Regions from separate parts of the Homo sapiens genome. Here regions 1, 2, 3, 4, 5 and 6 are each linked to region 7. Evidence: chromatin contacts called from ENCODE Hi-C or POLR2A ChIA-PET data. All regions are on one chromosome and are shown on one strand. Each heading gives the region's core, a stretch centred on a gene start or an enhancer-like site at or near the end of the contact. The rest is flanking DNA. Distances are from core to core; before and after follow the strand shown. Region 1 holds the start of MDGA1 (MAM domain containing glycosylphosphatidylinositol anchor 1). Region 2 holds the start of CMTR1 (cap methyltransferase 1). Region 3 holds the start of KIF6 (kinesin family member 6). Region 4 overlaps LINC02520 (long intergenic non-protein coding RNA 2520). Region 5 overlaps MDGA1 (MAM domain containing glycosylphosphatidylinositol anchor 1). Region 6 holds the start of TBC1D22B (TBC1 domain family member 22B). Region 7 holds the start of GLO1 (glyoxalase I).

Evidence for each region. Hi-C counts contacts between places; a loop is a spot of excess contacts on that map. ChIA-PET counts read pairs that join two places held with the same protein, here RNA polymerase II (POLR2A). Pooled maps may share reads with other maps.
Region 1: a pooled map shows a loop between it and region 7 (5-fold over the local background). The contact joins the promoter of MDGA1 here to the promoter of GLO1 in region 7. A Hi-C loop is called at or near these places in 9 of 50 pooled maps. POLR2A ChIA-PET finds 5 or more read pairs at or near these places in 4 of 52 experiments (HEK293, WTC11, activated B cell and 1 more).
Region 2: a map of B cell shows a loop between it and region 7 (8-fold over the local background). The contact joins the promoter of CMTR1 here to the promoter of GLO1 in region 7. A Hi-C loop is called at or near these places in 3 of 168 maps with a recorded cell type or tissue (B cell, CD4-positive, alpha-beta T cell and CD8-positive, alpha-beta T cell), 3 of 37 single-sample maps with no recorded cell type and 15 of 50 pooled maps. POLR2A ChIA-PET finds 5 or more read pairs at or near these places in 2 of 52 experiments (CD8-positive, alpha-beta memory T cell and PC-9).
Region 3: a loop to region 7 is called in a map of CD4-positive, alpha-beta T cell, with 7 times the contacts of the local background. The contact joins the promoter of KIF6 here to the promoter of GLO1 in region 7. A Hi-C loop is called at or near these places in 2 of 168 maps with a recorded cell type or tissue (CD4-positive, alpha-beta T cell and naive thymus-derived CD4-positive, alpha-beta T cell) and 6 of 50 pooled maps.
Region 4: a map of CD8-positive, alpha-beta T cell shows a loop between it and region 7 (9-fold over the local background). The contact joins the enhancer-like site here to the promoter of GLO1 in region 7. A Hi-C loop is called at or near these places in 1 of 168 maps with a recorded cell type or tissue (CD8-positive, alpha-beta T cell) and 7 of 50 pooled maps. POLR2A ChIA-PET finds 5 or more read pairs at or near these places in 1 of 52 experiments (Caco-2).
Region 5: a pooled map shows a loop between it and region 7 (5-fold over the local background). The contact joins the enhancer-like site here to the promoter of GLO1 in region 7. A Hi-C loop is called at or near these places in 2 of 50 pooled maps. POLR2A ChIA-PET finds 5 or more read pairs at or near these places in 2 of 52 experiments (OCI-LY7 and activated B cell).
Region 6: a pooled map shows a loop between it and region 7 (5-fold over the local background). The contact joins the promoter of TBC1D22B here to the promoter of GLO1 in region 7. A Hi-C loop is called at or near these places in 4 of 50 pooled maps. POLR2A ChIA-PET finds 5 or more read pairs at or near these places in 2 of 52 experiments (CD8-positive, alpha-beta memory T cell and PC-9).

Annotation. Positions count from the first base shown.
Region 1 is chr6:37,696,457-37,699,940 of GRCh38, forward strand. MDGA1 (MAM domain containing glycosylphosphatidylinositol anchor 1) reads right to left here and starts at 1,427. Exons shown (of 17, transcript NM_153487.4): 1 at 289-1,427. The coding sequence starts at 355. RefSeq lists enhancers at 1-50, 51-780 and silencers at 323-482, 513-802, 983-1,042, 1,103-1,232, 1,293-1,362 and 3 more.
Region 2 is chr6:37,431,737-37,434,914 of GRCh38, forward strand. It overlaps CMTR1 (cap methyltransferase 1), which reads left to right and starts at 1,485. Exons shown (of 24, transcript NM_015050.3): 1 at 1,485-1,641. LOC107986531 (a long non-coding RNA gene) reads right to left here and starts at 1,487. Exons shown (of 2, transcript NR_171666.1): 1 at 1,315-1,487; 2 at 492-1,199. RefSeq lists enhancers at 1,167-1,668, 1,361-1,640 and a silencer at 1,641-1,830.
Region 3 is chr6:39,724,022-39,727,550 of GRCh38, forward strand. It overlaps KIF6 (kinesin family member 6), which reads right to left and starts at 1,387. Exons shown (of 23, transcript NM_145027.6): 1 at 1,224-1,387. The coding sequence starts at 1,289. RefSeq lists silencers at 1,108-1,177, 1,390-1,721, 1,428-1,627.
Region 4 is chr6:37,514,984-37,518,710 of GRCh38, forward strand. All of the region lies in intron 1 of LINC02520 (long intergenic non-protein coding RNA 2520), which reads left to right. Among named protein-coding and RNA genes, the nearest start is that of LINC02520, 9.5 kb to the left of the region's middle. RefSeq lists enhancers at 340-1,124, 1,125-1,909, 1,782-1,831, 1,922-2,301. Within about 2 kb of position 1,713, at least 20 of the 41 ENCODE cell types and tissues checked have a DNase peak (open chromatin) inside an H3K27ac peak, as active enhancers do; they include CD8-positive, alpha-beta T cell, where a contact is called at or near this core.
Region 5 is chr6:37,678,011-37,681,579 of GRCh38, forward strand. The region is part of intron 1 of MDGA1 (MAM domain containing glycosylphosphatidylinositol anchor 1); the gene reads right to left. Among named protein-coding and RNA genes, the nearest start is that of MDGA1, 18 kb to the right of the region's middle. Within about 2 kb of position 2,046, at least 8 of the 41 ENCODE cell types and tissues checked have a DNase peak (open chromatin) inside an H3K27ac peak, as active enhancers do; they include OCI-LY7, where a contact is called at or near this core.
Region 6 is chr6:37,256,409-37,260,010 of GRCh38, forward strand. TBC1D22B (TBC1 domain family member 22B) reads left to right here and starts at 1,364. Exons shown (of 13, transcript NM_017772.4): 1 at 1,364-1,565. The coding sequence starts at 1,510. It overlaps TMEM217B (transmembrane protein 217B), which reads right to left and starts at 1,736. Exons shown (of 2, transcript NM_001395378.1): 1 at 1,160-1,736. It overlaps TMEM217 (transmembrane protein 217), which reads right to left and starts at 1,736. Exons shown (of 3, transcript NM_001286401.2): 1 at 1,160-1,736. RefSeq lists a silencer at 1,195-1,324 and enhancers at 1,425-1,484, 1,585-1,644, 1,731-2,366.
Region 7 is chr6:38,701,761-38,705,034 of GRCh38, forward strand. GLO1 (glyoxalase I) reads right to left here and starts at 1,385. Exons shown (of 6, transcript NM_006708.3): 1 at 1,211-1,385. The coding sequence starts at 1,294. RefSeq lists enhancers at 527-1,119, 1,152-1,201, 1,222-1,321, 1,502-1,661.

The DNA.
Region 1 (3,484 bases), core at 177-2,676, 1.0 Mb before region 7:
CCGACCGGGTGCTCTCAAGGGTTCCTAATCATTCCCACCTCTAGCAGGGTGTGGGAAAGTGGGTGCCTCCTCCTGACATCCCGGCTTCCCACCAGACCCTACGACCGGCCCCTGTGTTCCGAAGCAGCTAGCTCGGTCTCCACGCGCCCTGGAGAGGGCGGGGACGCGGGCATCCACTCCAGAGTCCGAGTCGAGGTCTCCACCAAACCCCGGCAGCGCGCACTTTGCGCCTCTTGCAAAGTTTCCGCGCGAGGTTAAGCCAAGGTGGAGCGGGACGCGGGCTCTTACCGTAGACTCCTTGTCCCCGGCAGTGGAAGGGGATCAGCGCCAGAAGTAGAAGGCAGGTCACCTCCATCTTCACGGCCGGTGCTTCATCCCCGCGAGGCGGCGCAGCCCGAGAGGCGGCGGGGGGCGCATTCGCCGGGGCCCCGCGACGCCCCTATGTCCCCCCCTTTCCCTGAGAGGTGAGAGAGAGAGCGGCGACGAAGACCAGGAGACTGAAGAGGCGGAGGTGGCGGCGACCCGTGTTTCTCCTCCGGCGGGGCCGCTGCCCGCGTGGGGACGCAGGGGGCGCTGGCCCAGCCCCGGGTGCCTCGGCGCGCCCGGCACAGCAGCCAGCGCCCCGACCCGAGGAGCCCGGCCGCCGAGCCGCCCCGGGTACCCAGGGCCGTCCGCGCGGGATGCTAGGCGCCGGGGACCTCTCGGCGGCGGAGGCGGCGCTTCGATCCAACAGGCCACGGACGACTGACAAACTTGTCGTTTCCCCGCACTGGGGCCGCCCCTCAGCGGAGCGGAGTCGGGGAGGCCGGGGCTCCGCTCGAGTTAATCAATCTGCTGTTTCCAGTCCTGCGGCCGCTGCCGTGGGCTCAGCGGCCCGACTCCAGGGGGCCGGGCTGAAAGCACTCGCGGCGGCGAAGCAGCCCCGGGCCCGGCCCTCCTGATCCGGGGAGCAGCGCGGGCTGGGTTCGGCCGAGGGACGAGCGCCGCGGGTCCCCGGGTCCGTGAAGTTAGCCGAGCCGCCGATAAACCCGGGGGAAGAATAGCAGCCCGGCGCCCCGCGGGAATCTGGAGAGCAATTCCAGGCAAGAAGGGCCCCAGAAAACGGGGAAAGGAGGAAAGTTTGAGTCTTTTGAAAAATATTCGCGCTCTCGCCCAGGCCGGGGCTGCGGCGCGGGCGCCGCTCGCCGCCTCCGCTCGCCGCGCTCCTCTCCCGCCGTCTGGCCGCGGCCGTAGCCCTCCCGGGCTCCGAGCTCTCGGGAGAGCGGGGCTACGCCGCGCCCCAAGTTGGTCGTCCCCGCCCCCGCCCGGCGGCCTTGGCCTGCGGGGGCCCAGAGCGGGCGGGGCCGGGCCGGGCTCCGGGGCGCGGCGGCCGCTCGGCTCCGGGCCGCGGGAGCGCTCCGCTCGCTCAGCAACTTGGGCTTTGCTGTGCTGCTTTTTCGCCCCTCCGAGCTTTTCATTCCGCGCTCCTCCCGCCTCCCTCCCTCTCTTCCTCCTCCCTCCTCCTCGCGTCTCCTCGTTCGGTCTCTCGCTCTCCCACCCGTTGTCGCTCGCTCTCCTGTTTGATTCCCCTCCAGTTAAAAAAAGGAGCCAATTAAAGGCAGCCCAGCTCGCCTGGCCCAGCCTCTGTCCAATTTCCTCGCCTCCCCCAGGACCAATTAGAGAAAACAAAACAGGGCTGGGGGAAGCTGACTGCCTGCCTTTCTCTTTCTCTTTCTCTTTCTCTTTCTCTCTCTCTCTCTCTCTCTCTCTCTCTCTCTCTCTCTCTCTCTCTCTCTTTCTCTCTCTCTCCTCTCTCTCTCTTCTCTCTCTCCTCTCTCTCTCCCTCTCGCTCTCTCTCCCTTCCTCTCCTCTCCTCTCTTTCCCTTTCTCCTCTCCCTCTCTCTCTCTTCCTCTCTCCGCCCCCTAACATTCCCCCCCAACCCCGCCCAGCAGGAAAATGTCAGAAAGCAGAAATGGATCCATCTATCCCGAGGACAGTGGCGGAGGGACCTGGGTTTCGGCGGGGGCTCTGCAGCCGCGCGCTCGCACACTCGCTGTTCTCCAGCCTTGCACACCCAGACTAGCTGGCCGAGCCGGGTGCACCGTTGCCAGCAGCCCGCGGGGCAAACACGGCCGCTCGCTTCGGAGACCCATGCCCGCAGGGCACTGCACACTTCGTAAATGTTTTGCACTTTGGGGAGGCGGGACTGAAGCGGGGGTCCTAGGGAAAGGCCGGGCGCCTGCGGTTCCTGGGGTCCTGCAGCCGCGCGAGACGGGCCGCGGCTGTGGGTCTGCAAGGCTGTCTGCCCGGCTCGAGAGGCCCCCGCCCCTTTCCAGGCGTCTGGTGCTGGGGCCGGGCCGGAGCAGCTGGCGGAGAGGTCGCGCTGAGAGCTCCTGCCCTTGCCGCGGCCCACAGGTTGCCAACAGGTTTGCTCGCACGACCCCTCCGCCAGAGCTTCCCTAAGTCACCCCACATTTTCCTCGGCTAGCCACTCTTCCCATCTTGCCTCCCCTCGGGACCTCAGGCGCCCCCAAGCGCCCCGGGGGCACACCTCCTTCCGGCTGCCGAACCCGAGCCCCGCTCCAGCGGCGGGAGTCCGGCACTCGGGTCTCAGCCGCCTCGAAGGGGCCCTCGCGGAGCAGGAGTGCGGAGAACGCTCCTCCCAAACGCCCGCGGGGAGGGGCGTAGGCTGGCAAGCGAGGCTGGTGGCCTCCCCCGCGCCTCCGATCCCGCCCCGCGCCCAACCCGGGTCCTGCTAATCTCACCTGCTCCACCTGTCGCCGTTATTTATCTCAGCGTGTGCGCAAGAATTGTTTTAGGTCGGCCCGTGGGAGCGCAGACAATCGCAGCAGCTAACAAGCGGGGAGACTACGAACCCCCCCTCCCTTCGCCCCCTGGAACTGCTCAATATCTTGATGGTGGTTCCACGGCTCTATGCATTTGTCAAAACTCAAAGATCTCCACACTCCAAAAAGGTTAGTCTGCATATAAATTGAAACATAAATTTTTTTAAAATAATAATAATGAACCGTCCCTTCCCCAGGCCCATTTCCTGCTGGGTCTCTCCTCCCTTGACTCTCCAGGGCTTAAGCCCCACCGGAGCGCGCGCTCCTGACTGCTGGAAGAGGAGCGGGAGGTGTCGGGAAGTGCCTGGTGGCATGGGGGGGTTCCACCTTCCTTTCTCAGCCCCCTTTCTGTCCATCTCAGGAAGCCCGAGAACATCCGAAGATTCCTATTCTCTAGCCCACCTCCACTCGTTTGCGCCTCCCTTGTGCCCTCTTCCGTCTTTTCTCTCCTTTCTACCCCGTGGGTCCAAGGCTGATAGGAAGTCCAGACTCAGTGCGGTGCTCCCAGCAGATGCCAGCTGCAGACATGTTCAGTGAATTCACGAATGATGCCCATCATGGCCAGATATCACAGACCTGGGATACCCTCAGGGTAGCCATCCTTTCACTCCCCAGCCCCGGACTGTTACCTCAAAGGCAAAAAATTCATTTTCTGTCC
Region 2 (3,178 bases), core at 235-2,734, 1.3 Mb before region 7:
ATGGACATTAGCCCAGCAAAGAGGAGAAGCATGATCCAGGCAGGGGGCTGAACTCTTAAGAGACATGGCATGTTTTGTTTTGTTGTGTTCTGTTTTTGAGATGGAGTCTGGCTCTGTCGCCCAGGCTGGAGTGCAGTGGTGCAATCTCTGCTCACTGCAACCTCTGCTTCCCAGGTTCAAGCGATTTTCCTGACTTACCCTACTGAGTAGCTGGGACTATAGGTGCGCACCACCACACCCAGCTACTTTTTTTGTATCTTCAGTAGAGACGGGATTTCACCATGTTGGCCAGGCTGGTCTCGAACTCCTGACCTCAGGTGATCCATCCGCCTCAGCCTCCCCACGTGCTGGGATTACAGGTGTGAGCCACCGCGCCCGGCGGAGACACGGCATATTTGATAAACTGAGAAGAGTCAGCATGGGGAGAACTAAGGGATAGCAGTACAAGGCATACCTGAAGAAGGGGTCATGCTGGAGGGTCTCAGAGGCCATTTTAAGGACATTAGCTTTATTCTAAGAGCAATGGGACATCATTGATGGATTTTAATCATTGTTGGGTTGTGACAGGATCAGGTTTAATTAATCAATTTTAAATTCCCTTCTTTTCACAGGTGTTGAAAATTATAAAAATCACTTTGGTTTTGTGAAGAACGCATTAGAGGGATCACAACTGGAGACAGTCACGGGAGTTTGGAGTTACTGGAGAAATTCTGCCGAGAGGGGGTAAGTGCATGAATTGTGGCAATGGGGATGGGGGTGAATGGATGGATTTGAAAGACAATTAGGAGGTAAGCGCAATTAAGTGTATGAGAAACTTTGGGGTATGAAGAAGAGGGAGATTCCTCAGATTTCTAGCTGGACCAACAGGATGGATGGCAGCGCCCTTCACCAGGAAAAAAGTGAGCTGATGGAAGAACATAAGGTGAAATTTGAATTCATGGGGTTTGAGGTGACTGAGTGAGGATGTCCAACAGACGTTTGGCCATATTGGCCTGAAAATCAGAAGAGAGGTTTGAGATGGAGAGCCAACTGTGCCCATATGGTAAGATGCTACAGGCGGCATTCCTTCTGTCCTCCCGTCCTTCGTTCAAAATCTGTTGAGATGTCCCATAGGCTGGATGTTGGGGATACAGCAGGGAACAAGAACACTGCGTTCGCTCAACCAGTTTACCATCTACCTCTCTGAACTTGTTCTTAGTCTGTAAAATGAAGATAATGATAAGATTAAGTAAGATGAGGTCGTGTGAGGGCACCTAGCACTTACAATTTTTGTATTGGTTTCTCTTCCTCAGAGCCAAAGGAGGAGATAGTTACTTTTGCTTTTGCAGCCTTTTCCGGGCGGCTTTTCCGCGCAGGCGCCCCTGGACCTCCCAGGTTGAGAGGTGGAGCGGGCCAAACCTCAGCTGCCTTTCCCGGGGCCGGGACCCGGCCGGGGGAGGACCGAGGCGCGGCGCTGTCCGTGACGTCATCAGGCTGCGCTGCCCGCAGTACTGGACCCGAGCGCGACGGTGCGGCTGGCGGACCCGGGCTGGCTTGTGGGGAAACGAAACTGAGGGAGGAGGCGGCGGCTCTGGCAGCGGCGGCGACAGTGTCGGCCTGACCCCCCCTCCGCTCCCCGGCAGCTCGCTCTCTCCCCTCAGCGTGAGTGCCGACGCGCGGCCCGGGGGGAGCAAGCGGGCGGGCGCGCGGGCTCAGCATCCTTCTCCCCTCCACCGCCGCCTGGGCCCCCCGCCCGCGGTTATGGGTCTCCTCGCCTTCTGGCCCCTTATGTCTTCCCTCCTCCTCCCACCCCCAACGCCGGCTCCCTGGAGCCCGAGCTGCCGCTGACACACGTCTCTGCGCACACATTCACACGCTCATGTTATCTTCAAATGAAGGGACTGGCCGGGAGACATGGGAGCTTATCTCTTCTCTCTGTGATTAGGGGTGGCAGTGCCAAACCGAGGCCCAGGGAGAGAAGACTGCAGAGGGGATTTGAACCCCTTCTGTGCGGAAGCAGCAGGTAGAACCAGGCCGCTTGCCTTCCGCTTAGAAGTTCCCTGCCAGAGCATTCTGCTGGCATGTGTGGGTCACTTGAGCAGGGCACTGGTTAGCTGTGTGGCCTTCACCTCTGTGGCCGCAGTCTTTTCCCGTGGAAGATGATAGGGTTGGATGAGATGATTTGGAAGGCCCAAATCTAAGGTGATGTGGTTTGGGGAGGAGCATCCGCCTCTCCTGCCTTTCACACAGCTGTTCAACAGTCCGCTTTGAGTTTGCTGTACTTCCAGTCTCCCCCCGAGTCACTTAAGAATTAAAAGCTTTTAGCGCTTGCAATGGCTAGAAGCAAGCTCTGTGATGAGCCTTCCTTTATCTCACCCTGGGGGCCTTTTGGGGGTATTTAAGACTACGGCTTAAAGTGAAATGTGGCTTAGCTTGGTCTTGCTTTCTGTTTGCTCAGTGTCTCCGGTTCTTCCCTGGGACAGCCCCTGCCTGTATCTAGTAAGAGGCTGCTTTCTCAGGAAGGTGGCGGTTGTGCATTGGGTTGATTGGCTCTTCCTTGAGTTGGAGAGAACTGAAACATGTGATCCAGGGTTTTACGAGGTTGGGAGCATCAGTGACACTTTTGGGTTTCAATACTTTCTTGCTGTACCTCGCCTTCCCTAAGGATTGTTTCCCAGCTTGTCGCCCACCCTGTATTGAGTCCTCTTTTCTGAGTTCTCTACAGCCAATCAGTTGTGTGTAAGCCACACTGTATTCACTACTTCTCTTGCTTGCTCTTTAACTTGATAATTCGTTAAGATTTCAGGGTTTCATAATCACTTCATTCCATCTTATTTTTTTCTCGTGCTTATCTCTCATGTACCTAACCATGGGGATGGATGATTGATGGTGGCATGGTGCCTGTTTCTTTCTTTTTTGTTTTTTTGAGACGGAGTCTTGCTCTGTCGCCCAGGGTGGAGTGCAGTGGTGTGATCTCGGCTCACTGCAACCTCCGCCTCAGCAATTCAAGCGGTTCTCCTGAGTAGCTGGGACTACAGGCATGTGCCACCACCCGGCTAATTTTTGTGTTTTTTTTACTAGAGATGGGGTTTCACCATGTTGGCCAGGCTGGTCTTGAACTCCTGACCTCAGGTGATCCGCCCACCTCTTTCTCCCAAAGTGCTGGGATTACAGGCGTGAGCCACCGCGCCCAGCTGGT
Region 3 (3,529 bases), core at 137-2,636, 1.0 Mb after region 7:
ACCAACCTTGCAGGGTTCTTGTGAGAATGAGAGATAATGCAGATAAAGCACCTGTCAGGTGGCCATTTCTCAAGATACATAAGAATGACTATGCTCCCTTCTAGGCAGAAGAGAGGATGTTTTGAAATATTTAAGAAGCATAAAAAGTGCTGGGCGCGGTGGCTCACGCCTGTAATCCCAGCACTTTGGGAGGCCGAGGCGGGCGGATCACAAGATCAGGAGGAGATCGAGACCATCCTAGCTAACAGGGTGAAACCCGGTCTCTTCTAAAACCACAAAAAATTAACCGGGCGTGGTGGCGGGCACCTGTAGTCCCAGCTACTTGAGAGGTTGAGGCAGGAGAATGGCGTGAATCCAAGAGGCAGAGCTTGCAGTGAGCCGAGATCGCGCCACTGCACTTCAGTCTGGGTGGCAGAGCGAGACTCCGTCTCAAAAAAAAAAAAAAAAAAAAAAGGTGCATACAAAGTATCATTGCTCAGAGTCAGGGCAATGTCTTAACCTTCTTTATACCTTTCTGAATTTAGCACACTAGAGGAAGCACCTGGTAAATATTTAGTTAATTGTTTCTGAATGAAGTACACATGCGTATTCTTTGGGTCAGGATGCTTAAGCATCTACCTATATCTATTAATACAAGGAGTATATGTAAAGGTTCACGTTTATGTTGGAGAATAACAACAGTCAACTAATTACTGAGGCCCCACTGGGTGCAAAGTACTACATATGTGTATGCTTTGTGCATTTGTGTCTATCTATATTTGTATTATTTCAGAGGTACATAAACACGCATCTCTTGCTTGCACGTTTTGCCCGAGTGCCAAAATGTACCTTTGAGTGTATCTGCATGTGCGGTGCTGCGTGAGTTTCCCAGAAAGGTGCAATAAGTGCTTATGTGTAGTTGAAGCGCACACTATACAGGCATACTGAACATGCACTAGTCTGCCCCCGCGTGAACACGTGTGCCTGGGTGCAAAAAAAATGGCTCTCTGCCGGGTCTGCGCTGTGCCAGGTAGGAGTGGCCTGGCTGTCGGTCGCGTAGCTGACAGCAGTGCGCGGGGGTCTTCGCGGCTGCAGGGCTCCTCGGTCAGTGTGTGCGGGATTCCGGGCGGCCTCGGCGCCCACCAGCAAGCCCCTCACCTCCGCCCAGCCCCTTCGCGTGCCGCCGCCCGACCCCAGCCCAAGAGGCCCCGCCGCGCCGGCGCCCCGGAGGCTCCAGCCCGTACCCCTTGTTGGTGCTTCCGGACAGGGGGCTTCACCCTCGCGAATATCTGGATAGTCTGCTTCACCATCTCCTCCCTGGCTCTGCAATGACCCTTGACCTCTCTCAGGCCCGGGCTGCCAAAACTAACTCCCACCACCTCCGGCGACCCACAGTCTTAGCAACAGTAGCTAGGGACACTACCCAGTGAGCACCTTGGCAGCCAGGATCCCGCCTCCTCCCTCTAATTGGTCGCGACCGGAAGGAGGCCACTACGGGGCGGGGCTAGGGAGGGGAGGGCGGGGGTGGAGAGGAGAGCGCTGCGCATGCGCATGAGCGAGTGTCTGGGCTCTGGGTTTAGCGCCGGACCCGGCCTGGACCGTGTGGTTAAAGGGGAACAACCACCATGCCTTGCCCCGCCCCGCTCATTCACCCATTTTATTCTCCATGCCCTTGCCTTTAAAAAAAAATACAGCACTGGGCCGGGCGTGGTGGCTCATGCTTGTAATCCCAGCAGTTTTTGGGAAGCCGAGGTGGTAGGATCGCTTAGAGCCCAGGAATTTGAGACCAGCCTGGGCAGCATAGTGAGACTCCGTCTCTACAAAAAATACAAAAGTTAGCCAAGCGTGGTGGCGCGCCTGTATCCCAGCTACTCGGGAGGTTGAGGCAGGAGGATCGCTTGAGCCCGGGAGGTCGAAGCTGTAGTGAGCCAAGATTGCAGAACTGCTCCAGCCCACTTGGAGATCACAGTCTGAAGAAGGAGACAGATTTTTTTTTTCCTTCACAAGGTCTCTCAAGTGACAAGGAGACAGATTTTCAACAGGAAATCAAAACCAAGGAATACAAACTATGCCATGATGGAATTAGAAGTGGGGCTAGCTCTGTTTTGGAAAAGGATAAAACTGGATGAAGGGGACTGTTTCCCACACAATGGTCACGGCAAGAAAGGATGAGCTCTTCAAACACTGTTAGCACATGAAAAGATAGTCAACATTATTATCCACGTGGGAAATATAAGTTAAAACCACAATGAGGCATCACTATTCATCTATCAGAATGGCTTAAAAAAAAAAAAAAAAAAAAAAAGTGGCAACACCAGATGCTAGCAAAGATGTGGAGAAACTGAATCAGTTGCACTTTACTGGTAGGAATGTATAATGTAAAACATACACTGTATAAAGGTACAGCCACTCTGGAAAATAGTTTGACAGTTTCTTACAAAACTAAAGGTGCAACTACTCTAAGACACAGCAATTGCACTCTTGGGCATTTATCTCAGATGAATGAAAACGTGTGTTCACACAAAAACCTGCGCATGTGTGTTTATAGTTTTAGCACCTTTATTTGTAATAGCCCCAAACTGGAAAAAAAACCCAGATGTTCTTCAGCTGATAGTTTAAAATAACTGGAATACCATTCAGCAATTAAGAAGGAAGGAAGTGTTGATACACGTAACAAATTGGTTGAATTTTCGGGGAATTATGTTTCATGAAAGAAGCCAGACTCGAAAGCTAACTACCGTATGGTTCTATTACTATTGCCAGGGAGGTGTGCAGGGTATGGTTATAAAAGAAATCCTTGTGATGGGCTGTTCTGTATCTTGACTGTGATGGTGATCACAGAAATCTACACATGTGATAGCATTGCATAGAACAAATTACACACATGTTCAAATAAGCACATGTAAAACTGGCAAAAGTCACATAAAATTGAATAAGATTGATGGATTGTATCAATGTCAATTCCCTGATTTTTATATTGTACTATAGTTATGCAAAACATTACCACTGGGGAAAACTGGGAGATGGGTATACGAGTTCTCTCTGTATTATTTTTTACAAAACAAAAAGTTTATTAAAGACACCCTTTTTTCTTTCTTTCTTTTTTGAGACAAGGTCTTGCTCTGTACCCCAGGCTGGAGTGCAGTGGCATGAACACGGCTCACTGCAGCCTCAACCTCCTGGGCTCAAGCGATTCTCCTGCCTCAGCCCCACAAGTAGCTGGGCTTATAGACATGTGCCATCACACTCAGCTAATTTTTGTATTTTTTGCAGAGACAGGATTTCATCATCTTGCCCAGGCTGGTCTTGAACTCCTGAGGTCAAGCAATCCACCCACCTCAGCCTCCCAAAGTGCAGGGATTACAGCCATGAACCACTGCACCCAGCTGAAAGACACTTAAGAAAACAAAAAGACTAACTACAGATTGGGAGAAAACTTTTGCAAAACACGTATCTTGATAAAGGACTTGCATCCAGAATATATACAAACTGTTAAAACCTAATAATAGAAAAACAAACAATTCATTTGTTTAAGGTGAAGGGAGGGTGC
Region 4 (3,727 bases), core at 463-2,962, 1.2 Mb before region 7:
TCAGGGCCTGGGGCTGCGCCTTTCTCCCGGCCAGCCTGGAGGCGGGAGAGGGAGAGGTTTCTGTTTGCCCAGACAACCCCCAGCAGGCTGGCTTCCTTCTCTCTCTCCCTCCCCACCACCTGCAATGAGTTGCTGCCCCAGCCCATGAGATGCACCATAGCCTTCCAGGCCCAGCAAAACCACACTCCGCCTTGTGAATCTGAGAGCCCGGATTCCCTCACTGCAACTCCGGGAAGGCAGGAACCATATCTGTCTTCCTCAGTGTCACCACCTGACACCTTCCTCAAAGGTGCTTTGGGACACAGCATATACCAATGACTGCTAGACTCTGTGGAGGAACGTTAGAATGTTCTCAAAGGTCTTGACAATGTTCTGTGGGCCTAGTGGGTCACCAGAGTTTCCCAGCAGGTGAGTTTCATGGCCAGAATTCTCCAAGCGTCCTGGGGTGTTTGGGGCTGGCTGGCATCTTCCCTTGCTTTTTTTTTTTTTTTTTTTTTTGAGATAGAGTCTCACTCTGTTGCCCAGGCTAGAGTGCCATGGCACGATCTCAGCTCACTGCAACCTCTGCCTCCCAGGTTCAAGCAATTCTCCTGCCTCAGCCTCCCGGGTAGCTGGGACTATAGTGCACACCACCAAGCCCGGCTAATTTTTGTATTTTTAGTAGAGACGGGGTTTTGCCTTGTTGACCAGACTGGTCTCGAACTCCTGGGCTCAAGTGTTCTGCCTGCCTTGGCCTCTCACAGTGCTGGGATTACAGGCGTGAGCCACCATGCCCGGCAGCATCCTCCCTTCTTTCTGCAGTGTTTGCTGAGAGCTCTAGCAGCCTGATGAGCCCCCTCCCTGTGGGCTGGAAAAGAAAGTGTGGACCCTGGCTCATCAGCAGCATGAGATATGGGATGCAGCAGGGTGACGCTTGAGAGGCCTGCTTCCCCAGCTGCTGGGCACCATTCGTGCCCACCCGGTGGGGGAGAGCCTGCGGGTCATGGGCCTAGCGACAGCCTAGCATCAGAAGGCCCTGAGCAGACTGATCTCCGTCGCCTCACAAGACAGGTCACTTCCCTCCTGAGCTTCCAAGCCTTTACCTGAGCTGTTTTCTTGTCCCTTAAGTCTGTTGGTATTGAAGTCTGGGCGGCCTGACAGCCCTGGCAGGCAGCCCAGAGGCCAGCGCCCCAGGCAGACACTCTCTCTGCCTTATTTATGCAGCTTCGCGGCCGCTGCGATTGGGTGGCATTTGTGAGCACAAAAGAGAAGACTCGGGCATTCAGAAGGCCCTTTCAGCAAAGGGCGCCACAGGCCTGCTGGCTGGAAATTCTCCTGAGATCGGTTGGAGTCTATTTGCAGGCATGCAGGCATTTCTGTTTGCTTCCTGACCCTGGCCTCCTGGGCACTGGGGCGGGGAGGGGCAGGCCTCTGCATTCGGGGACAGGAAGGAGGGGGTTGGCACAGAGGTTTCTGCCAGAGCCTCCCTGCCTGGAGGACCTGGCCTTGTGGTCTTCCCCAGGCCCATGTGCCCTGCTTGCCTGCTCTCTCACCAACAGGGTGATGAGGTGGCATCCACTGGGGTCAGTCCTGTGCCACCTGGCCTCCCCCTCCCTGCCTCTGCAGCCCGCTGAGAAGTGAACAGAAGCTGCTGCAGTGTGGCTGGGAGTCAGCTAGGAAGGGCCAACCCCCTTAACTGGTGCCCCACGTGACTGAGGCTCCTTGGTCACATCATGATCTGTGGTACCCAGATCAAAGGTCCTGCCAGCAGTGCACCAAGCCCTCCTCTTGGCAGGAAGCAGCAGACTAGAGCAAGTGAGGGAGAGTCGAAGCTGGCGGGGGGGTTTTCCCAGACAACAGCCTGTCCCGTGCTGCTCCCTGCCAGCCCCAAATCAGGAGTCCCCCCACCCCCGCACCACCGTGTTTCTAGTCCTGAGAGTGATGGGCTGGGGGATGGAGCCTCTGAAAATTCCACGAAGGTATGGTGCCCGGTCCAGGCATGCCCTGTGGCCGTCTGTTGTTGATTTTTAAATCTGTTCACCCGGGAGTCCTAGTTCAGCTCAGCAGACAGCAGTATTTGCTTATTAATTTGTTTATTGATTTACTGGGCTGTACTTGGGGCTTCTCCCGGGAAGGACTCCAGACGCGCTGTGCCGCCCAGCATCCAGCCATCCGTCAGACTCAGGTTTGAGCTTAAGATGCCACAAGGCCTGCAGCGGGCAGACCTAGAGACAGTGCAAAACTCCCGGAGGATGGACTGGGCCATGGGGCACTGGAGAGACTGAGGGCAGTCGGGGAGGAGGGAGGCTGCCTGCAGCAGCTGCAGGACACAGGCACGCGGTACCGTGTGGGAATGGCGCCCCTGGAGTTGTGCAACTGGGCACTCCTGGTTTGGGCCTCTCCCTATAGAGCAAGGGTAACAGATGTCTTCTCAGGAGAGGCCCTTCTCTGTCTCAGATCGTATTTAAGAGGCCTCCTTCCAGAGGCAGGGGATGGAGGAGAAAACCAGTCCAAGGTCTTCGGTGCCCCAGAGGCTCAGATTCATGTCTTCGGATGGGTTTTCCAACGTGCCAGGATTAAGTAAGGCGAGGGGTGTTTCTAGCAACAATTCTCTCAGCTCTTGCATAATAATGCTACATTTTTTTTAAAAACCTCTGAGGACACGTCTGTGGCTTTGTCGCCTTTCTGAGGCATATGCTGACTACAGATTGTGGCAGCAGGATGGAGGGGAGGGGAGGAGAAGCGAGAGGAGGCCGCAGTGTCAGAACAGAATTCTGTCACGGATGTAGAAAGAGCCTTGCCTGAGGACTTGTAAGAGCGAGGTGGCTATGAATGTGGACTTGGCATGAGGCAGACCTGGCGTGAATCCTGGCTCCCTCATTTATGAGCTGGGCAATCTCAGGCAAGTTACTTACCCTTTCTGTGCTTCATCTCATCCATAAAGTGAGAGTCAGCTTGTCAGCCTCATAGGACTGATGTGAGGGTTATAGACGAGACAATGTAAGAAACACATTAGTATATAATTAGTTGCTACCTCCTTATCACACATGTAAGATGGGTGATGTGATGCTTCCTGACGGAACTCTCATCCCTGAAATGAAAAGAGGGCCATGTCTGAGTAAACCCAAGGCTTCCCTTTTCAGATCCGCCTTTCTCTTTGGCTGCTCTGGACTTCCCTGGGCCTCCCTGGTGCTGTTATGTTTCCCTTTCCCTCCATGTCCAATATTAAAACCTCCTGATAGGTCTACAAGCCAGCATGGATGAACAGGAGGCCTTGGAGGATGCTGGGTGTGGACATGGGTGCTCAGGTCAGGAGAGGGAAGGGGCGGTGGGTGCCCTCAAACCCCGCTGCCTTGTGAGAGTGGAGCATGCAGGCTGAGGAGTCCCACTGCCCAGGCTCCACTCCTAGCCCTGCTGGGCACTGCCGTGCATCCTTGAGCAAGCAGCCTAATCTCCCTGTGCCTGGTTTCTGTATCTGTGTAAGGAGGCTATGATAGTACTGCACTTAGCTCGGAGGGTCGTGAGGGTAAGCCAGCTAATGCGTGTTACACACTTAAAATATGAAGCACCCAGTATAGTTCCAAGTCCTCCCCAACATCTGCCATCATTCCTACCCCCTCCCTGAGCACACCACACTCTAGCCATGTCCAGTCGTGGCCTCTTTGCCTTTGCACTTGCTGTTCCTTACCCAGGAACGTTCTTCCTCCCAACCTGTCTAAGTCTTTCTCATCATTCAGAGCTTTGTTCC
Region 5 (3,569 bases), core at 796-3,295, 1.0 Mb before region 7:
GCTTCTACCCAGGAGACCACAGGAAAATTAGCTCTGAGGTTAAAGAACCAGGGAGCAGAAATGTAAGGAGGACCTCATTCGCTTTATGGCCCCTCCATCCACTGACCTCCAGCAGCCAACTTTCACTGCCCCCCAGTACCCCCAAGGGTTGGGAGCCACTCCTCACCCCCTACACTTGTATTAGTGGGAACACGTTGTCTCCCGTTAACCAAGTATCAGCCAGAAATCTGGGAGTCATCCATGACTTTTCTCCTCCTCCCACACCCCACACCCAATTCACCAGCAAGCTCTGTCGGCTTGACCTTCAGAACCAATCAGGAATCTGCCCCCTGCGATGCCACCCTAGTCTTAGCCCCCACTCCCGAGGCCTGCCTGGCTTGTGACAGCAGCCTCCTGATAGGTCTTCCCTGCTTCCTCCCTTGCCTGCTGTAGTCTGTTCTCCACCAGCAGGCAGAGGATCTCATCTCTCCTCTGCTCTCCCTGTCATGACTCCCATCCTACTTGGGGTCAAAGCCAATGCGTTTTCAACAGCCTGCCATGCCCTCTGCCATCGGCTCCCAGCCCCACTTCCCATTCTACTGCCCTCCCCACTCCAGCCACATTGCCCTCTTTGTCAGTCTTCAAGCAGGCCTGGCCCCTTCCCACCTCAGGGCCTTTGCACTTACAGCCCCACCCCCTCCCCACTGCTTGGATTGCTCTTCTCCAGCTCTCCAGAGCCTGCTCCATCCCTTCCTTCAGCTGTCTTCTGAGAGGCCTTCCCTGAACACCCTGTTTAAGACAGCCCGCCCGCCCCCACCTCCATCACGCTCAATCCCTTTCCCTGCTATGCATGTTCGTAACACTCATCAAATCAACACCCTGCATATTAAATAGTCACTTGTTTATTCTCTTTCTGTATCCTTTTCAAAAGGCGAGCACCCCTGGGAGCAAAAGCACATTAAATCCCTTAAAGGGATGAACAATCTTTTTTTTCAAGCATCAATTCAGGAAACATAAAGTTTAGGAGCATATTTTCTTTAGCATCAGGTATATTTATAAATTGAGAAATGCAATACCTGCCCTCCTGCTTAAGTAGTCTCTTATTTTTTCTCCATCACTGAAGGGTTTCCTCTCCTTTTTTGGCTAAAATTTTAGAAACCACATAAGTGGCAGGCTCCATAGGATCTGATTATAATGCTGAGCCTCTGAAACAACTTTTAAATGACTTGAAATCGAGTAGGTGGGGGGAGAAAAAAGAAGGACTCAGGGATGGAGAAGGACAACTGGACCAGAGTTCAATCACGGCCAGGGACAGAAAAGCCCCTATCAGGAGATAGCTGGGGGCTGTGGATGCGGGAGGAGGGAGGCTGCCCCTTGGGAGGAAAATGGGGTCTGGAATGGACAGTGGGTGGGTGGCAGTAAAGGGCTTGTGCAAAACACCTGTCTCCAAGCCCTGTACAGTAGCTAGAAGGGAAGATTCTTGCTATAAACTTCCCCAAAAGGAAAATGGGAGGAGGACTGGAATTCTTCTACCCTTCCTCCTGGGCCAGGGTCTCAGTCTTGTTCCCTCTCTCTCCCGATATTGTGACACGTGCCTGTACACAGAGCCTCCCATGCCGCCTCCCTGGTGGCAGCCTCTGTGCCTCAGCCAGTGACAGCGGCAGCTTCCTGAGCCAGGCCTCGGTGATGGAATCACTCACTTAGCAAACCCTCCTCCGAACAGTGGTGGTCATTGCCTCCCACATGCCAGGCACATGGCTTCCCACACATTCCTCATTTCCCCTTTACCACAGCCCTCTGAGGAAGGTACCAGTATTAGCCCTGTCTTGTGCATGGGGTAACTGAGGCACAGTGCGACACCTGCCCATCATCACATGGTTAGTGAGCGGCCGAGCAGACCTCCACCCCAGGTCTGTTTCAGAAGCCTCTGCTCCTATCCTTCAGGCCACACTGCCTCCCTACGCTCCCACCTGAGCGAGAGATGGTTATTCATCGACTTCATTATATTTAGTTACTTGATTCTGAAATTAGATCTCGATGGTGTCATGGAGCCTGGCAAGTCATGTGTGACAGCTGACCTCAGAGCTGCTAGTTACTGACACCTCAGTGTGAAGAACTTCTCTGGTTACTCCCCTCCCGGGGGCGGGGGTGGGGCGCTGACACACCAGGGAAGGCAAAGGTGGGGATGGAAGGTGAGCTGTGCGGGATCACTTGCCTGACCCTTCCCAGAATCCTCCTCTCCAGCTGCCATGGCACCACCTCTGTGGAGGCCTGTGCCCTGATGGGGAGGGCAAGGTGGGGCCAAAAGAAGCAATCGGGGAGAAAGGAAGCCAGCCTGCTCAGAGGCATCAGCCCTGTGACCCTCAGCCACTAGGGCTACCCTTAGAAGGGAGAAGCACCTCCCAAGAGGAAGTGAGAAGGGCTGAGCAGAGATGCATGAAGGAGGTGACAGAGGTATGCAAAGGATGGGAGGAGCACCAGTGAGGAAACTGAGGCACATGAAGACGACCGGACCCTGCAAGGACTAGACACCTGGCAGCACTAGTCCAGTGCCCGGCAAACAGCAGGTACTTAATACGACCAGAGTTGTAGTTAGTGCAGGTGCTCAAAAGATTGCCTGGTTAGGACACCACAGAGCCCCAGTTTGCTCAGGCTGGGAAGTAAGCATGAGCACTGGATCGGAAGGCCGTGCTGGGGCTCTCCACACTGCACCAGCGCTTTTCAAAGGTGCCAACTCCCCTCTGGGCCTCAGCAGCCCCCCTGCCACTTGGCCCAGCTGGGGCCACTGTCTCCATGCACCCAGCCCAGCCCAGATCTGGCACGGGCGCAGCGGGTGAGCGCACGCCTGGCGCAGGCCCCAGTGCCTGGGAGAGAGGCTCCGAGCAGGCGGCTTTGTGTTTTGTGAAAACCAAATCCACAACTGAGCTCTCCAGCTGAGCAGGGCCTGCTGGGAAGGCTGGCAGACCTCCCTCCCTGTCCCCTACTGGGGCCCACCCTTCCTCCTCAGCCCCCCCCCCCCAGGAAACCTGGGCAGGACCAGCTGCCAACCCGGCTGGCATGGGGGGTTAAGGGGGATGGGTCTGGGCCCAGCTCTGGCAGTGCCTGGGTCCTACCCTGACCCCCTTCCTGCCTGAGTAAATTGGAATACAAATCAGAGGGAAACACTTTCCTCTGTTTGAACAAATTGCTACGGATTCCTCCCTGTCTCAGGTCAGGGCTCACGATGGGGGATATTTTCACTCGCGGACTGCTAATAGACTCAGGAGAAGCTGCTAGATCAATCGAGGCCAGGAAAATTAGCCAGGAGCTCCAGGCCAGCCTCGGCCTGCCCCTGCCCCCCCTCTTCAGGTCTCCTAGGAAGGGTGGTGGGGGCCATACCCAGGCTGGACATAAGTCCCTGACTGATGACCCAGGGTGCTGGATGCCCGTGCCCACCCCCTGCCTTGGAACCAAGAAAAAGGTGACCAGAGGCCATCTGGAGGGGCAGCGAGATAAAGGTGGACCCAGAGAAGCCCCTAAAGAGGTCTGTAGGACCCCCTACCACACATATACATAGTTCCCTGCACATACATATTATCGTGTGCAACATC
Region 6 (3,602 bases), core at 114-2,613, 1.4 Mb before region 7:
GTGCTGGTCACTGCATCCTAAGAAAAAGAAGCGCCAGAGAAAGGCAAGTAAAATAATTAAAAGAATAGAGGGGCTTTTTTTCTCTGGGTTAAATGCCCATAAAGAAGATAAGATGCTTTTATAGCATGAAAGACTCAGAGGAAGTAAAAATAGCCCTTGTCATCCAATCCTATAATTCTTAAATTAGGGGACAAAAGAAGCTTGAAAATGGGAGTAATGAAGAAACCGTCGTTGGAGGACATATAAAAGAAGGTCCTTCTTTGGCTGGGGCCAGGGGTCAGGTCTTTAAGTATTCTCCAATATGTGGAAGTACATGTGGTAGCTGTAAATGGAGGGTGGGGGTGGGGGTGGGGGACACGCAGCCCACCTCAACAGTCCTTCGAAGGGACAAAAACCACTCTGGACTGGTGCCCGCCTTCCCTCTTTCCCCAAATCACCACGGAATACAACCACAGAAACTCAAAACCAGCAAAAAACGCTGACAAGACATTCAAAGGATTCAAAATGCTAATACTAAATCTCATTGTCTGGGAAAATTAGATTGAAAATAAATTCAAGGGTGCAAGATTTATAATAGATTAACAAGGGAAATTAAGGATGTTGGTGGGGCCGGGAGGAGATACATCCTTAACTTTGTGATTCACACGATGGAGCAATACTGTGTCCTTCAAAGAAATGGTATTTGGTAATCTGAGTTGGACAGCTATCATAAACCATTTCCTATATACACTGTTAGCATAGTCAGAAAGTGAGAGTTATGGATTGACATAGGGATTAGATCATTTGAATTTTTAACCCACAGCACAAGTCCTTCAATCGTTTTCAATAAACAGAGGGAGAGGGAGACTCTGATGAACCGTTGCTCACGTGTTGAACAGTTAGCAATCCCGGGCTATCGGGTCCCTGCTGACCTTCCTTCAGAAAAACGAATGGACATGTAAACGGAATGAGGAAAGGAGGGTAATAACCAGAGTGTCATTGAATTGAGAGATGTTAAAAATGGGCCACAACCAACACATGGGCCCTTACTTTTAGGTGAAAGATTCCTATATATAAATACATAGTATGTTCTCTCTTGCCAAGAAATATTAGACTAAGGAACTTCATTCCTCACGAAGAAGATAATCCCCTCTTCCTTCCCATAGGTCCCTTACCTTACCTGCTTCTTCCCTCTCGCGGGTAGGAACTTTGAGCCCCGCCTCTCGGCTCGTCCAAGCTCCGCCTTCCCCGTCCACCTGTGTGCCCAGCCCCTGACGTTACCGGTCGGCTTCAGCGGCCTGCAGGATTCCGGCTCCCAATTGGTCGGCCCGTCCACGGCTTGCGCAGCTCACCAATGGCAGCGGTGCTGGGTGGAGGGGTGCCCACATCCAAGATGGCGTCCCCAGGAGCTGGGAGCGGGTGACCGGCGGCGGGGAAGCGGCCTGGGTTGGCCCTCAGATTGCGGGGTCTGGGGGCATCTCGCCGGGCAAACCCTTGGCCCGCCTACAAGGACTTCCCCCGGCCAGAGCAATGGCCGCTGAGAACAGCAAGCAGTTTTGGAAGAGGAGCGCTAAGCTGCCGGGGAGGTGAGCCCAGGACGCTGAGAGGGATAGGGGATTGGACCAAACCCTTCCAGATCCTAATCCCTGAATCCCGCGGGCCTGGGGCGCCACAGAGGCCAGAAGACTGGTTTGGGGAAGCTGGGACTGCCTGGTGGCGGCAGGGCAGCTGTCAGGCAGCGAAGCGAACAGCGAGCTTTGGGGACGGCTGGATGTGGGTGTAGACCGGGGTCTGGGGGCGGAGGTTTCAGGAGGGGTGACCTCAGCGGGAAGGTGGCCGAAGATTGGGCGTAAAGGGGAGTGGAGTTGGGTGAATAGTCAGTGTCGGCCCTGGTCTCGGAAGTTCCTCCCCAGAGCTGCTTCCCACTCTAATTAGGACTCCCTCTCAGGGGTCTCCACCACGCACAGGTGGTTGGTCGCTCGAGGATGGCCCCTTCCCTTGATCCCTGAGGTCGGCACTTACCCGAAGGATTCCGGTGGGAGTTTGGGGCCGCCTGCCGAGAGGGTTAGGCAGGAAAAGTGAGGACGATTCTCAACCCTGACCTTACTTTATCTTGAGTTGGCCCTTTCCCACTAGGAATTATTACAAGACGACCACAGAATCAGGGTTATTCCTTTGGCATTTTCTAAGGATTTGTCCAACCCCAAGTGACTTCTTCCTCCCCTGCATTGTAATGCACTTCTTGTGCAAATGCACTAAATTCGTTCATTCTTCAGTTGTTTAACTGGAGAGCAGACCCCCTAAGACTACCCCCACCCTCTTTTCGGTGTATGTTGAGACTTTTGGCAAATTATCCATCCATCAATCTACTGTTGGTTTACTGTTTCAGTTTATTTTGGGCAAAGTCCTGAGAAGTATAAGGAAGAGTGTGTATTTCAGTCGTAAATTTAAGATTTCTGCCAGCTACAGTCTACTTGGTGATGAAATTCATGTTTGGTTGTGTCCCCTGTGCTACCTTTTCTAATGGATTCAGGTTTTTTCCTTCTGGGATAATCTTTTGAACTCGTGACTTTTTTTTTTTAAGCGAGAGAGAGATGAGGGTCAGTAGTGGCTAGGTAAGAGCCTTAATTTTTTTTTTTTTTTTAAATGAAATAGAGACAAGGTCTGACTGTGTTGCCAGGGCTGGTCTCTGACTCCTGGCCTCAAGTGATCCTCTTGCCTTGGCCTCCCAAAGTGTTGGGATTACAGGCGTTAGCCACCATGCCCCACCAAGAGTCTTATTTTATTAAGGATTCTAGTAGACATATGGAGAATAGGGTGGAAATCAGCTTTTAGTAATACTTATTAAAGTAATAGAAAGGAATGCAAAGATAACTTCAGATTAAAGTGCTGTGGACTCAACAGTGTTAATATTACTGTTAAAGATGTTCTGTGTTTTTAGGTAAGCACACTTCCTGCCAACTGATTCCTTTTCCTTCCTGGTCTAGTGAGCTCTCTAGTTGTGCTAACTGCTATTCTCTGGGGTTTTCCGTAGTGAGATCATTAAATTTTGACATCCTAAGATTATAATCATAATCAATAGGAAGACTGTTGTATCAGGAAGCAGTGTAAGAGATGTGGGACGTGGCATGGGCTTCTGTGCCTTCTGACTGCTGGTTGCTATTAACAATCTTTTTTTCCTATATTTCCTGTATTTGGCTATAAGAACAGTCAACTTTTTTAAAGCACTACTTTTCTGAGATAGGAAGAGAAGTCTTTTCAGTTTCTTCAAGTTTCTGGATTCCTTTTTCATTTTGAAGAATATAGAGAAATAGAGAACTTTCGAGTTCAGAAAGACTTGGGTTACTATTTGGGCTCTGTTGTGTGTGTGACCAAGACAAATAATCTTTCTAGGCCTCAATTTCCTTACCTATGAAATGAGAAATAAAAATACTTTCCTCAGAGTTACTGTGGGGACTAAGTGAAATACCCTATTTGTAAAGAGCCTAGGACAGTGTTTATTTAGCACATTATAGTTGCTCAAAAAAACAGTAGTTATTAACATTGCTGTCATTATTACAGCAAGTAAACATTTAAAATAATGTTACTCAGATCCTTACCCCAGCTCATTGTCTTCGTTGTTT
Region 7 (3,274 bases), core at 135-2,634:
GCAGGGACCAGAGTCATGGACCACTTATCTACCCCTTTTAAAGGTCTGCACGAAGCACATATTCAATCTTCAAGGAATTTACAAATGATGTAGTCAAATAAATAAATACAAAGGTGTTTACAGACACTGATGACTTCACTGGAATAAACAGCGGTTACTGTGCCTGAATTTTTTTTTTTTTTTTTTTTTAGACAGAGTCTCACTCTGTCGCCCAGGCTGGAGTGCAGTGGCACGATCTCAGCTCACTGCAAGCTCCGCCTCCCGGGTTCATGCCATTCTCCTGCCTCAGCCTCCCGAGTAGCTGGGACTACAGGCACCCGCCACCACGCCCAGCTCATTTTTTTGTATTTTTAGTAGAGACGGGGTTTCACCGTGTTAGGATGGTCTCTACCTCTTGACCTCGTGATCCGCCCGCCTTGGCCTCCCAAAGTGCTGGGATTACAGGCGTGAGCCACCGCGCCCGCCAACTGTGTCTGATCTTAACAAGGCAACCGAAACACCACACCTGAGTGAGTTACACTGATTCTTACCCAGTAAAGACATGTTCGGTAAGTGAAAGCCTTTGTATGCAACAGGTCATTTCTCTTACTGGGTCATTACTGTAAAACGAGAGGGTAAGAGAAGGAATTTCTAAGATTCCTTTCAGATCCAAACTCTATGATTCTGTAATCTCTCCTGGGCCCCACGAAGATGAGGAAGGCAAGAAGGGCTGTTGTGACCCACAGCAAAGGCCAAGCAAGCAAAAGTGAAATTCTGGGCGCGGTTAAACTTAGAGCGATCAAATTAGTTTGCAGGAGTTAAGACTGCAGTCAGGGTGGTAAGGAAAAACGAGGCTGGGCAGGACTGGTACAGGACAGGCATCTTTGAACCTATTTCTGGGAGTTCTGAAACTACTGTTCTCGTGGGCCTTGGCGACTGATTTGGGAAAGCTGACCCTGGGTTGGCCTGGCTTCCAGCCACCGTCGCAACATAAACAAGCCAATTCAAAACAGGGTCGCAGTCTTTGAAACTAGCTGAGGCAACAGATCCCCTCCACACTTCGCGGGCCCCACGATCGCCCCATCAAACACCATTATCCCTCTTCCCATCACACTCCCGTCCGCCCGAGGCCGGCGGACCTGCAGCGGCGGCGGGATGGGGTTGGATAGAATGCGGCCCGGTCCCGGCCCAGCGGAGCTGGGGGAGCCGTTCCCTTCGGTCCTGTGCCCACCTTGGTACTGGGGTCCGCGTCGGAGCAGCAACTGAGGGCGGCCTCGTCCGTGAGGCCGCCGGACGGGGGCTGCGGTTCTGCCATGGCTGCGCTGCAGTATCACAGACGACGGGACCCAAGGAACGGAGGAGTCACCCACACTACGCCTCGGCCCTGTGCCGCCTTAACTAGGAATGGCGCGATGGCGCCGCGGGCGGGAGACCGCTGACTTCCAGCCAATCGCTGCGCGGAGAGCAAGTTGACTCTCTGCTGATTGGGTCCCAGTGAGTCAGCGCCTCCACCCACAGGACTATGCCTCAGACTACAACTCCCAAGGAGCCTTGCGCATAAAGGAGGCAAACTCATACAAAAAAAAAAAAAAAAATGCAGGCTGGGCAGAGTGGTTTCTCTGTTACTTAATGAGCTAATTTTGTTTGTTTAACTAAAGTTTGGTAACCATTCATACCTCAGGGCTGCAATTTGGTAGAAAATTGGAATCTGATGGAAACTGAAAACTGTAAGTTGTTCTTTTAAAATTGTAAGGATTCAGAGGTTTCTCAGTTTACGCAGCGCAGAGTAATTAAAACAATTGTTGAGTCGAAAACCTATGTTCAAGTCTTGGTTCCGCTATATATTAGCGCTAGAAACTTGCAATAATTACTGACCCTCTCTGAGCTTCCTAACAGGATTTGTTGAGAATTAAATAAGTTTTCTTTTCCTTTTTCTTTTTTCTTTTCTTTCTTTCTTTCTTTTTTTTTTTTTTTTAATTTTTTTAACAGTGTCTCGCTCTGTCGCCCAGGCTGGAGTGCAGTGGTGTGCTCTCAGCTTACTGCAGTCACTGCTGCCTCGACTTCCGGGGCTCTAGCTGTCCTCTGGCCTCAGCCTCCCGATTAGCTGAGACTACAGGCTGCAAAACCAAGACCAGTTAATTTTTGTATTTTTTTGAGATGGGGGTTTCACCATGTTGCCCAGGCTGGTCTCAACTCCTGGGCTGAAGTGACCCTCCCGCCTCAGCCTCCCAAAGTGCTGGGATTACAGGTGTAGCCACTGTGCCCAGCCTAAATGAGATTTAAGTCATGGTTTGCCTACTTAGGTTCCAAATGTCCATAACTTGCAGTACTTTTTACATTAATATATATTTTGTGTTCACTGGAAGGCTTAGTCATCACTGTGTCTTCAATGATTGGCTCATAATAGTAGATGCTCATTAAATACTTCCTGTTGTTAAAAGAATAAATGGGAATGACTGGTGCTCACCTAACCAAAATGAGGTTGGGCAGGGATGTATATGGCACTAGCCACCTGGCCACCACCAAGATGTCCCCGTCTCTCATCTCAGCTTTTTTCTGCATCGCAGCTTCAGTTTGTCAGACACCAGCTCCATAAGACTAGAAATTTGGCAGCTGTTCTCTCACTAGGAGTGGGAGTAAACTCTCCCTCTGGATTTTATCCAGCCAGCCTGGATTTTATCAAATTGGAAAATCCAAGAAGGAGCTGTGATTGGCCTGGCCTAGGACCTGTGCTTACTCCTGTGATTGAAGCACTGCGATTGGCAACCTGGATTAGGACCACCTGATTGGAGTTTGGGGAGGATCTGTTAGTTCCCTAAAAGAAGAGCGATGATGTTCTTATGAGAAGGGAGGATTGCCAGGCAAACTGAACCATGGATGTCCACTGCAAAATGATAGGCAGGATAAGGATTTCAGCAGAAATGTTGTGCATACCTCATACTAACTTACTGAGGATATTTCATCAAAACACAGTCTATTAGAACTGCAGGACTTCTATATGGAACTAGACCTTAAACCTTTTAAACTCGGGAATTGGAGCAATACACAAACTCTCCATATACTGTGTGTTACCACTGAATTATTGAAAAGACCCCCAAATTGTCTTCTTTTGCATTAATTTTCTTTTTTAGATGGAGTCTTCCTCTGTCGCCCAGGCTGGAATGCAGTGGTGTGATCTTGGCTCACTGCAACCTCCACCTCCTGGGTTCAAGCGATTCTCCTGCCTGAGCCTCCCAAGTAGCTGGGATTACAGGCACCTGCCACCATGCTGGCTAATTTTTGTATTTTTAGTAGA